2 separate regions of the Homo sapiens genome follow, and region 1 is linked to region 2. A link is a contact called in ENCODE Hi-C or POLR2A ChIA-PET data. All regions are on one chromosome and are shown on one strand. The core of a region is the stretch at or near the end of the contact, and the rest is flanking DNA. Distances in the headings are between cores, read along the strand shown. Region 1 overlaps SLC38A4-AS1 (SLC38A4 antisense RNA 1). Region 2 has its middle 150 kb from the start of SLC38A4.

Evidence for each region. A loop is a pair of places that touch in the nucleus more often than their neighbours do. ChIA-PET counts read pairs that join two places held with the same protein, here RNA polymerase II (POLR2A). Pooled maps may share reads with other maps.
Region 1: a loop to region 2 is called in a pooled map, with 2.7 times the contacts of the local background. The contact joins two enhancer-like sites. A Hi-C loop is called at or near these places in 15 of 168 maps with a recorded cell type or tissue (Calu3, GM12878, HCT116 and 9 more), 13 of 37 single-sample maps with no recorded cell type and 27 of 50 pooled maps. POLR2A ChIA-PET finds 5 or more read pairs at or near these places in 2 of 52 experiments (H1 and endothelial cell of umbilical vein).

What each region holds. Positions count from the first base shown.
Region 1 is chr12:46,470,976-46,476,818 of GRCh38, forward strand. The region is part of intron 3 of SLC38A4-AS1 (SLC38A4 antisense RNA 1); the gene reads left to right. All of the region lies in intron 1 of LOC124902923 (a long non-coding RNA gene), which reads right to left. Among named protein-coding and RNA genes, the nearest start is that of SLC38A4-AS1, 90 kb to the left of the region's middle. RefSeq lists an enhancer at 2,848-3,047. Within about 2 kb of position 2,781, at least 34 of the 41 ENCODE cell types and tissues checked have a DNase peak (open chromatin) inside an H3K27ac peak, as active enhancers do; they include PC-3, where a contact is called at or near this core.
Region 2 is chr12:46,670,962-46,676,354 of GRCh38, forward strand. No RefSeq gene overlaps it. Among named protein-coding and RNA genes, the nearest start is that of SLC38A4, 150 kb to the right of the region's middle. Within about 2 kb of position 3,335, at least 3 of the 41 ENCODE cell types and tissues checked have a DNase peak (open chromatin) inside an H3K27ac peak, as active enhancers do; they include PC-3, where a contact is called at or near this core.

The sequences.
Region 1 (5,843 bases), core at 1,531-4,030, 200 kb before region 2:
TGTCCATCCCCCTCTGACTTCGGTGAGCTCCAGGCTCATATACCCAGTGCTTATTTGAAGCTCCTCTTGTATTCCTCATAGGCATCATAAATGGAATGCAGAGTTAGCCAGGACTGAAGAACCCTCAAAAAAGGCTGTGGAAGAGTCCCCTTGCTATTGCACTTCCCCTGATTCTTCTGACCCCAACCCTGGGCATGGTCACCATGGCTCATAGACATGAGTCACTGAGTGTATAGGTGTGGATCTGAGGGATTTTGGATTGGTTTCCAAGCTTGTTTATAGATTTGACTTCATAATGGTGATTTGTGTTTATTTCAGTGCTTGAGTCAGGAGGTTTGCCTGACATCCTGAAGACCAAGGTCTTCTCTGTGGAGAACTATCTAGCACATGTGACAGCTCTGAGAGTGTTTTTAAGAACAGGTTGATGTGTATGCTCTGTATTAATTTTTTTTTATAGATTTGAGGGTGTGTAGTCATCCATGCTCTTTTTGATCTTTGGATCTTTTGCTGCATTCTTAGTTAAGTTTGTAATCTACATTAATGGCAACAGAAGGGTAAACTGACTAAGAGGGTTATTACACACTGGTTTGTATTGCCAAGGGAGGCAGCACAATCCATTTTCCTGACGGTTTTGGCACGATCCTTCCTGGCACCTCAGAGATGGGCAATGTGATGTTATATACACTCTTGTGCTTGGTTATTAATCTGGGTGTTTTGGATGAACATAAAGTAAAACATGCAGGGAACCATTAATGTATTGTATGGGGAGGTGAGGTGGTAAATCATATCTCAGCTTCTCATCCATAGTGATTCATTGGGAACATTTTTCCCCATGCTTGGTTCCATGAGCAAATGAATGAAATTTCAGTCTCATGAAGATTTCCACCCATGAGCAAAATTTTATTAATTTTTTGCCTGTTCCAAATTACAAATTAGCTTTATTATTCTTGTTACTATTCAAATAGAACACCATACAATACATTCAGTTTCTCTACTTGATCCAATTTCTTTGAAAATTTAACAAATATAATCAAATAGACTAAGCATAACAATTTTTATCAAATTCCACATGGTATTTATTTGGATTGGTGTGTGTTATTTGGTAGGTCTCTATTTACCTATTTTGGAGGAAACCATTATTTCTTCCTTTTATTTTTATATATGCAATGTCCAATTTCAGAGTCTCATTTGCCTGTGAATTGAGAGAGTTCAGTGGACTCATGGAAGACTTGGGTTCTGGCTTTCGACTGCTTTTTTGCTTCCATGCATCTCTGATATTCTTACTCCTAGTAAAGATATCCTAGTAAAGATAACCTCCCACTAAGAGTCAGCAAACAATCAGCAGAAAAGATTGAGTTTCTCCCTTTCCAAAGCCAGTTAGTCAGTCAACAAACAATTCCTAAGTGCCCACCAAGCATTGAGCTCACCCTGGAGACACTGAGGCAGACAATCGTGATTGTGCAGAATCAGTTGGAACGAGGTTATCTGGATGGTGGTAAGGGAGACAGAATGAGAGGAAACAGAGGATTTGCACATAATTGATATTTTCAGTTAGATGAAAAAAATACATTTGAAGTTTGGGATTCAGCATCCCAAATCTAGAATAAGGGACCAGGAAGGCCCCTGCGTGCTTTATGAAGATCACTGATAGATTGTTACCGTGGGGCCCATGGGAGTATCAGCAGGAGGGCAAGCCACACAAAAATAGAAAAGAGAAAAAATGTCCCCAAAGTATGTATATAATTGCAGTTTTACACTTAAAAAATTTTTTCTATATATGCAAAGAAGGTATGTTTTAAAAAAGATTGATGATTGTTAGAGCCAGAAGTGACTTTAGGAATGCTTGGATTTAGGAATTTTCTAACTTTGGTGTACATCAGAATATCTTGGGAGTTTGTAAAAATAAATACCAATGCACAGATCCTAACCTGATGGCCAAGATCTGCTTTCCTAGGTAACTCTAAAATATACTGAGGTTTGAAAACCACTTATTAGTCCAGTTTTTATTTTACAGAGAAGAAAACTGGCATCCAGAGGGGTTAATATACTCACCCACGGTCATATCAATTCCCTTCCTAGTTTAATCTCTATTGGCTGTGTGCCCAGACAAGAAAAAAATGCATCCACTTTGGGAATTGTCCAGAGATAATTTTTTTTCCTGTCTTATGATAGAAAAGAAAGGAAATGTACAAGCAATTTGGGAAAAAATTACTACATATGTATTTGTGAGTATAGTTGCTAGACATATAGATATATATTGCAATCAGGTAGCATAGATTCAAGTTGCCCTGAATATACACTCCCCTTAGATATCTTTTATGGCTATAAAATTTTATGATAGATGAAACTATTAATAGATATTTTCTATTTTCTCATTTTTGCCTACAATTAAGAAAAAGATATTTATTTTTCGAACTATCCACGCCAGGGATTATACGGTGTTAGGCATAGTTAACTGAATTTCATCATCACCCCTAATATAGGTAAGTATGCCAGGCTTATTGTTTTAGATGAGGAAACAAAGAGAAGTGTCATACTTATCACATTAAAATATTAATAAATTTATTAGAATTATAATGGAAATGGAAAGTTCCTGACACTCTTGTTAGTGCTGGGCCTACAACCTCAGTTTTCATAAAAGATCTAGAGTTCAAGGTACCAAATTTTATCAAAATAAGTTTGGGTTTAAGTTCACCAACTCGCCTGTGGCCTACTCGTCCTTTCTGGCAATGATTAACACTAGTGTTTAATGCACGTTTTAAAGTGTGTTCTTTAAACTCTTTTACCAAACAGAACTTCCTTTTTATGTAATGAGTCAGCTCTCCGGGTATTTGTAGCCCGGGGAATTGCCTCTCCAGTGGTGGAGATACGGAGCCCAGCTGCCAGGGTAAACAGCCACTTCCTAATATAATTGCTCAGAAATGCTGGAGGAGAAAATGTAAGAAAAGAAATTGCTCTGTCTTGTAAACAGTCAACTGTGTTTTACAATAGCGTACCAGCACTCCAAATCATTCATCAACTTGAGTAACATGGCTGGATTTCACTGTTAGGTTTACTTGGTAGTCACATTAATCCTTCTCTTCTACATAATGTGCCAGATTTCTTTGATGACAAACAGTACACCAAGGGTCTAAATATGGTTTTAGGAGCAAGCTTTTAACCAGACTCAAACTTATCTCAGAGGCCATTTTCGCTTTCTCTCTTCTTGAGTGGGGCCAGAGCTCAAGTTTGACTCAGGACCATTTAGGGACTTTTTTCTTTATTTTAATTTTTCTAATGATATCATTACAAATTATTTTTTAAAATAGCAGTTAATTAAGATGGGAACTAAGCCAGAATCACATAATCATGGCCTGCAAAGAAGCTCCTAGGTTCATACATCAGTGATTTGAATTGTTCTGTTCCTCTCCGCAGGAGCAATGGTGCTGTTACCACTGTATGTGTGCTTTCTGTGCACACAAGAATGTTAAGCGTTCATCCAGAATTCATATTTATTTATTTATTTTTTCTTTTTTGAGACGGAGTCTGGCTCTGTCGCCCAGGCTGGAGTGCCATGGCTTGATCTTGGCTCACTGCAACCTCCACCTCCTGGGTTCCAGCGATCCTCTTGCCTCAAACTCCCGAGTAGCTGGGACTATAGGCATGAGGCACCATGCCTAGCTAAGTTTTGTATTTTTAGTAGAGACAAGGCTTCACCATGTTGGCCAGGCTTGTCTTGAACTCCTGACCTCAGGGGATCTGCCCGACTCGGCCTTCCAAAGTGCTGAGATTACAGACGTGAGCCACTGTGCCCAGCCCAGAATTCATATTTAGAGAAAAACTTTCGGAGGTGATTTCAACTGATCATTGATCAGTCTTCCCACAGTTGTATACTGTTAAGTGAGCTTTATGTGTATGTGAGTTGGCGGTATCTTCATTTAATTTGCTGGATATTGATATTTTTAACTTGTTAGCAGCTGTTAAAAAATTCAAAATGTGCACATACAATATGTTGAATACAAATATCCTTCTTTCTTTTATTTTCCAGCCATCTTATTCCTTTCCCAATCACTGTTACTCGTTTCTTATATATACTTATAGGGGTATGTTGCATATTTACAATCATATGCATATATAAGGATATGTGTATATATTTTTTAATACAGGTGATCGCATACTCTATACACTGTTCTGAACCATACTATTTTCCCCTTAACCATGTCTTGGAGATCTTCCCATCTCAATATTTAATAATATTGTCTTAATCTTCCACCATGGGACATTTAGTTATGTTTAATCTTTTGCTATTACAAAGATGCATTTTCATCTGTGGGAATATATTTATGGGATAAATACCCAGAAGTCAATTTCTGGTTCCAACAATATGTGTACTTTAAATTTTAGTGATTATTGTCAAATTGCAAAAGGTTACAATAATTCATATTCCCACCAGCAAAGCAAGAATGTGCCTGTTTCTATAAATACTTGCCAACACAATTTGTTAAATATTTTGATCTGCTTAAATTTACATCTTTTTTATTATGAATAGTATAGTGCCTATTTATAATCTAAGTCATTTGTTTTTTCCTTTTCTGTGGGTATTCCAATCCTTTGCCTTTAATTTTTTTTATTGATTTATAGTAGCTCTTTATTCAGGGAATAAATTAGTCCTTAGTTTGTCATGTAAAGTACAATTTCTTTTGATCTTACCTATGATGTTTTGAGGTATACAGAAACTTTTATTTTTTATGTAGTCAAATGCATTTAATATTTGATATTATAGCTTCTGAATTTTATGGAAAAATTTAGAAAGGCCTTTTCCACTTTTTTGAGGTTATGAAAAAATTCTTCAATCTTTTCCCCTCCTGGTACTCTTATAGCTTTATTTTTCCATTTTAAATCTTGGTGTTACAGGAAAGGGGTCCCGATCCAGACCCCAAGAGAGGGTTCTTGGATCTCACACAAGAAAAAATTCAGGACGATTCCACAGTGCAAAGCAAAAGCAAGTTTATTAAGAAATTAAAGGAATAAAAGAATGGCTACTCCATAGACAGAGCAGCCCTGAGGGTGCTGGTTGTCCATTTTTTTGGTTATTTCTTGATGATATGCTAAACAAGGGGTGGATTATTCATGCCTCCCTTTTTAGACCATATAGGGTAACTTTCTGACATTGGCATGGCATTTGTGAACTGTCATGGCACTCGTGGGAGTGTAAGCAGTGAGGATGACCAGAGGTCACTCTCGTGGCCATCTTGGTTTTGGTGAGTTTTGGCCAGCTTCTTTATTGCAACCTGTTTTATCAGCAAGATCTTTATGATCTGTATCTTATGCTGACCTCTTAGCTCATTCTGTGACTTAGAAAGCCTTAATTTGATGCAGCCCAATAGGTTTCAGTCTTATTTTACCCAGCTCCTATTCAAGATGGAGTTGCTCTGGCTCACATGTCTCTGACATTGGTGTAGCTGGAATTTTGGGGGTATGTAGAGTGAGGTAGGGATCCAGCATTTCCCACCAGATGGTTGTGAGGACCTTCAGCATGTCTACTGAGCTCTATATTTAGGTCAGCCCTGGGCTAGGCAGGGTGTGGCTGGAGAGCAGGTGTAACCCTGCCTTGTAGAGCTACACTGGATTCTGGAGGGCACATTCCATTGCCCGTGTGTCTGCAATAAAGGCACTGGGGGGCTCTGCAGAGATGTTAGGGGACTTATGGGAAGAGGAGAATATTGACTTATTGGAACAGAGTGGGGGTGAGTGGCTATGAGCATGGTGGTATAAATGGAGCAGTCAAGCATTTCAGATAAAGAAAAATAAGAACCTGCTTTTGCCATTGGGAATGAAATTAATGTCAATATTTTGTATCCCTG
Region 2 (5,393 bases), core at 2,085-4,584:
TAACATTTCAACTTGAGAGTTGGAAGGGACACACATCCTTCCATATCAGGTCCTAATTTTTCACCCCTCTCATGTGACTTTACAGTTCCTCCCATTTAAAAGGGAAGAGTATTATTTCTCCAACCCTTGACTGGATTCAGTCTTATAACTATTTTTGGCCAATAGAGTGAGGCAGAAATGACAGTGTACCAGTTCTGAAACTGTGCCGGCAGAGCCTTTGAATGTTTTTTTTGTCTCTCACACCTCTGCCATCATCATGAGAAGAATATGGCTTTGCTAGCTCCAAATCTGGGCTCGACATTCTTCTGCTCCAAAGAAGATGAGAGAGCCATGTGGAGCAGAGCCTCTCCAGATGAGGCCAGCCTAGGTCAATGAAACTCCAGCCAACACACTGACACTCAACAAATGCTTTCTGGTGCATGCTGCTGAGATTTTATAATTGCCTGTTATACAACATTGTAGCATTAGTTGGCTGATGCAAATATATTATTAGCTAATTATATTGATTGAATTTCTGGTATTAAACTATTTTACATTTCTGAAACAGAATTGTTTATTATTATTTCAACACAGGACTGAATTCAGTCTGCTTAATTGTTCATTTAGAACTTTCTGTTTGCATTCAATGGTCATCTTAGTCTATTTTATCTTTCTCAGGTTGGAGCATTAAAGTTATGTTATCATCATAAAACGTACTGGGATATTCCCCTAACTTCAACCTCAACATACAGCAGTATACAAATGCTGATTCCTAGAAAAGTTCTCATGATTCCCTGGTATAATGAAAAAAAAAAATAAGGAAGATGCAATGGGTTTTATAACGTCATTTGATTTAAAGAATAGTCCTTAATTCTGATCTTATGCACTTCCCATATTCTCAATGTTAGATTATTTATTCTTTTGCAAAATGATTCTGCTGATAAATGGTAATAAAAAAGAATGTTTCTACTACAAAAATTAAAACCTGGCAATCCCATGTTGGTCTCTCCAACTTTTCCCCTTAGCTCTCATAGTTTTTGAAATCCAAAGTTTGAAACCGTTTGTCTAGAACAATTTAAAGAGCATGTAATTAAATATAAAATAATTTGTGCCTTGAGAATTGGAGCTATTCTGAAGCAGTATGAAAGAGTGGTAGAGAATAGGAACTTTGAACCGTGTGGCCTCTAGCAGTCACTTAACCATTCCAAGAATCATTTTACTCCCTTGTAGAACAGGGCTAATAAGTAGGTACCTTTTAGGTCTATTATAAGGTCATATGTTATAAGATACTTAGCATAATATTGTACATATAGTAAGTACCTGATATGGCTTGGCTCTGTCTCCACCCAAATCTCAACTTGAATTGTATCTCCCAGAATTTCCATGTGTTGTGGGAGGGACCTGGGGGAGGTAATTGAATCACGGGGACCGGTCTTTCCCGTGTTATTCTCGAGACAGTGAATAAGTCTCACGAGATCTGATGGGTTTATCAGGGGTTTCCACTTTTGCTTCTTCCTCATTTTCTCTTGCTGCTGCCATGTAAGAAGTGCCTTTCACCTCCCAATATGATTCTGAGGCCTCCCAGGCCATGTGGAACTGCAGGTCCAATTAAACCTCTTTTTCTTCCCAGTCTCGGGTGTGTCTTTATCAGCAGCATGAAAACAGACTAATACAGTACTCAATAAATATTAGCTATTTTCATTACTAGTATTTTGATATTTTTCTCTGAATATATTTTGTTCTTAAAATGTTTTCTGTTCTTGATTTAATTTTTAAAACTTTTTGAATTGAAGTATAACATATATATTTAAAAATGCAGAAATCAAAGTGTATTACTTAATATTTAAAACAAATCAAACATATCCATGTAACGACCTAGGTCAAGAAATAGAATATTACCAGCATCTCAAGAATCTCCCATACAGACACATACAAGCACCCTACCAATGAAAAGTATCCATTATATATAATTCTCCTCAAAGGTATCCTTATTTCTAACACCATAGATTATTTTTCTGTTTTTGAAATTTTTATAAATAGAAGTATACAATATATAATATGTAATTTTTTTTGGTCTGGAATCCATTGCCTGAAATCGTATTTTTAAGAGTCAAGTGTGTTGGTGTGACATGTTTGGCTCTGTGTACCCACCCAAATCTCATCTCAAACTGTAATCCCCATGTGTCGAGGGAGGGACCTTTAATCTCCACATGTCGAGGCAGGGAGGTGATTGGATCAATGGGGGTGGTTTTCCCCATTCTGTTCTCGTGATAGTGAATAAGTTCTCATGAGATCTGACGGTTTTATAAGTGTTTGGAAGTTTCTCCCTCACTCTTTTTTCTCTCCTGATGCCTTGTGAAGAAGGTGCCTGCTTCCTCTTCACCTCCCACCATGATTGTAAGTTTCCTGAGTCCTCCCCAGCCATGTGGAGCTGTGAGTCAATTAAACCTCTTTCCTTTATAATTTTCCCAGTCTTGGGTGTTTCTTTAAAGCACAGTGAAAATGAACTAATACAGTGCATGCAGCTACAGATTTTTCATATTAATGTATAGTATCCAATTGTGTGATTAGAACACAATTTATTTATTCATGCTAATATTGATGGATTGTTTCCAATTTCATGATATATCATCAAAATATAATCACATTATTGGTCTTTTTAAGAACCAACTTTTGGATTTGTTAATATACTACTGGCTTTATGCTAGCTAATTAAGATCTGCTTTTATCTTTATTAACTCATTTGTCCTTCTTCCTGGCAGTTTTCTTTCCTAAGTTTAAGTTGAACACTTAGTTTATTTAGCTTAATTTGGTGAAGATGCGTTTGCTTGTCCCAGATTTTTCATGAGATGAGATTTTTCATGAGATGAAGTCTCTTTTTCATGAGATGAAGTCTAAATGCGTTAGGAGGCAAAACTTGGGTGTATTTTTCTGAACACAATTAAATCGCTTTTAAATGTTAGTTTATGATGTTGTGAGTTTTTGTTTTTTTCTTTGCACTTATTTTAGTGGGAAGTTGCACTAGGCTCCATAATTGCTGTCAACCAAATCCTGTATGAAGCTGGAAGTCTGTACTATGGAAAATCTGCTAATTGTATCCATGCTCCCATCCATCCATCCATCCATCTACCCATATATCCATAATTTTATGTGAAATACACCACGAGGTGCTAGAAACATTTAGGTGAACAGATAGAAAGGTTTTCTTAAGGAAGGACAAGAGGGAGCTGCAATTAAACAGGGACTGACAGGATCAATTTGCATTTTAGAAAGGCAATTCTGATGGCAATATGGAGAACAAACTGTAATTCAGCAAATTGGAATGTAGGAGCAGCTCTTCAGAAGAATGGATGACCTTCAGGTGCTCACTGTTCATGAGGAGCTGGTGAGGTGTGGCAGTGGTGCCAGGAGGGAACATTTTTTATTATATAAAGTCTTCATGATGCAACAGATCTATTTTTTTTGGCACACGAATAAGAAACTATGCCCTTAAAGAAGATAAAGTCTCCAATTGTTTCTTTTTAAAAGTTTCTTATCCTAATGTCTAATAGGAATCATTAGAAATTAATATTTTTCTAACTAGAGGCAAGTGATAATGTCTCAAAATTTCCACAGCTGTTTCAAACGAAATCTTAGCATTAATCTATTTCTTTTTCTGTGACATTTTAAATACTAATGTAGCATTCATAACACCTTTCCAGAATCCAAATTATATTTTATAGGAAGTAAAAATGTCTTTGAGCCAGGCTATTCATCCAAAGCATTAAGAGTTTCAGCTAGATAATTAGAGACTGGTTAAAAAAAAATGTGAATATGAAGTAGCAGAGCTAATTCTAATGAACCACCTAGGACGATTAATCTTATAAGTTTAATGTTCTGTCACTTAATATTTAAAAAAAATTTTGGAAATAAAAGACACCATCACATGATGACTAATCGAAGCTGGAGCATTTGAAAGTGATTTGAGAGGGAAAGTGAGAGGTACCTCCTGGTGAATATACTAGCTTAAGGAGCAATGTGGTATTTGGGTTTCTGAACCTGCAGGTTCTACAGCCTTGTGCTTATACCGTGACTCGTGAAGGAAAGGAGGCTGACACAGGTAAAGAAAATACCAGAAGTGTCATAAAAGAGGATTTGGTAATTCAGCAAAGCTCTGAGTCAGTAACTACCACAGGTCTGGCATGGCAATTGCAGGCCATGGATTATTAAAACGGCCTTGTTTGAAATGAAATTTAAAAATGGAGGTCTTAGCCCTGGATCTCCTTTTTGTAAATAGCATTTTTAGAGAACTGACCACAATGCTTGAAAAAGGTTACAATTCATCAACCTAAGCCACCCATTTATGGTTTGGTGTTGATGCTTTTCTCTACTCACTCTCTAAGGTTAGTTAAGATGTTGTTAGATTGTTTTCTCACCTTGATTTAGAAGAGAATGATGGTCCCTGGCTGGACAGGCACAAGGATATCTCTCTAGGGTGGTGAGGGGTGAGGAATGAGGGCAGATTGGGGATGAGGGAAGTGGAGGGAGAGATGGGAGGAGGAAAATAGCATGTGGAATTAAACACATCCAAAGTTTTTGGTGTTCCTTAGATGACATTTATCAAAACAAATAAATCGTTAAATGGTATTTAGTTGAGCAAGTACAGTAACTGAAAAAAGTAAATGAAGTATGAGTCTACTATATAATCAGAGTTTTAAATTCTTATTTTACTTTTTCTTCAATATGTAGTCTTAAGAATTATATGAGAGATGAATTCTTTATAAAGAATGAATAAATTCCGGAATCAAGATAAAAGCATTGTAAAGTTATAGTTGAAAGCAAAGGGTGAATATTGGAATTTTCAAAAAAATTTCTAATGCTCCAGCAAGGGGTTTTTAATTTATTTTTTAAACCACTGAATACCAATAGCTTCCAGGAGAGGGGGATAGAGAGTCAATTGATTTGACTGAGGCTCTATTAGAAAATCCAGTTTTAAAAGTTAAACCAGCCTGGCGCCGTGGCGCATGCCTGTAATCCCAGCACTTTGGGAGGCCGAGGTGGGCGGATCGCTTGAGCCCAGGGGTTTGAGACCAGCCTGGGCAACATGGCACTACTCCATCTCTACAAAAATACAAAAAAGTGGCCAGGCGTAGTGGCGCACGCCTGTGGTCTCAGAAACTCCGGAGGCTGAGGTGGGAGGATCACATAAACTCGGAAAGTCAGGGCTGCAGTGAGCTGAGATGCCGTCACTGCACTCCAGTCCAGGCACAGAGTGAGACCCTCTCTCAAAAGAAAAAAAAAAAAAAGAAAGAAAGAAATTCTAGTCTCTCAGGGCAATATTTCAGAACAGCCCTCCTTGTATATTTGCCATACCTAGTTCTTTCTTAATTTCTTGACTTAATGGCTTTGGTAGGCATGTTTGTATAATTAATACT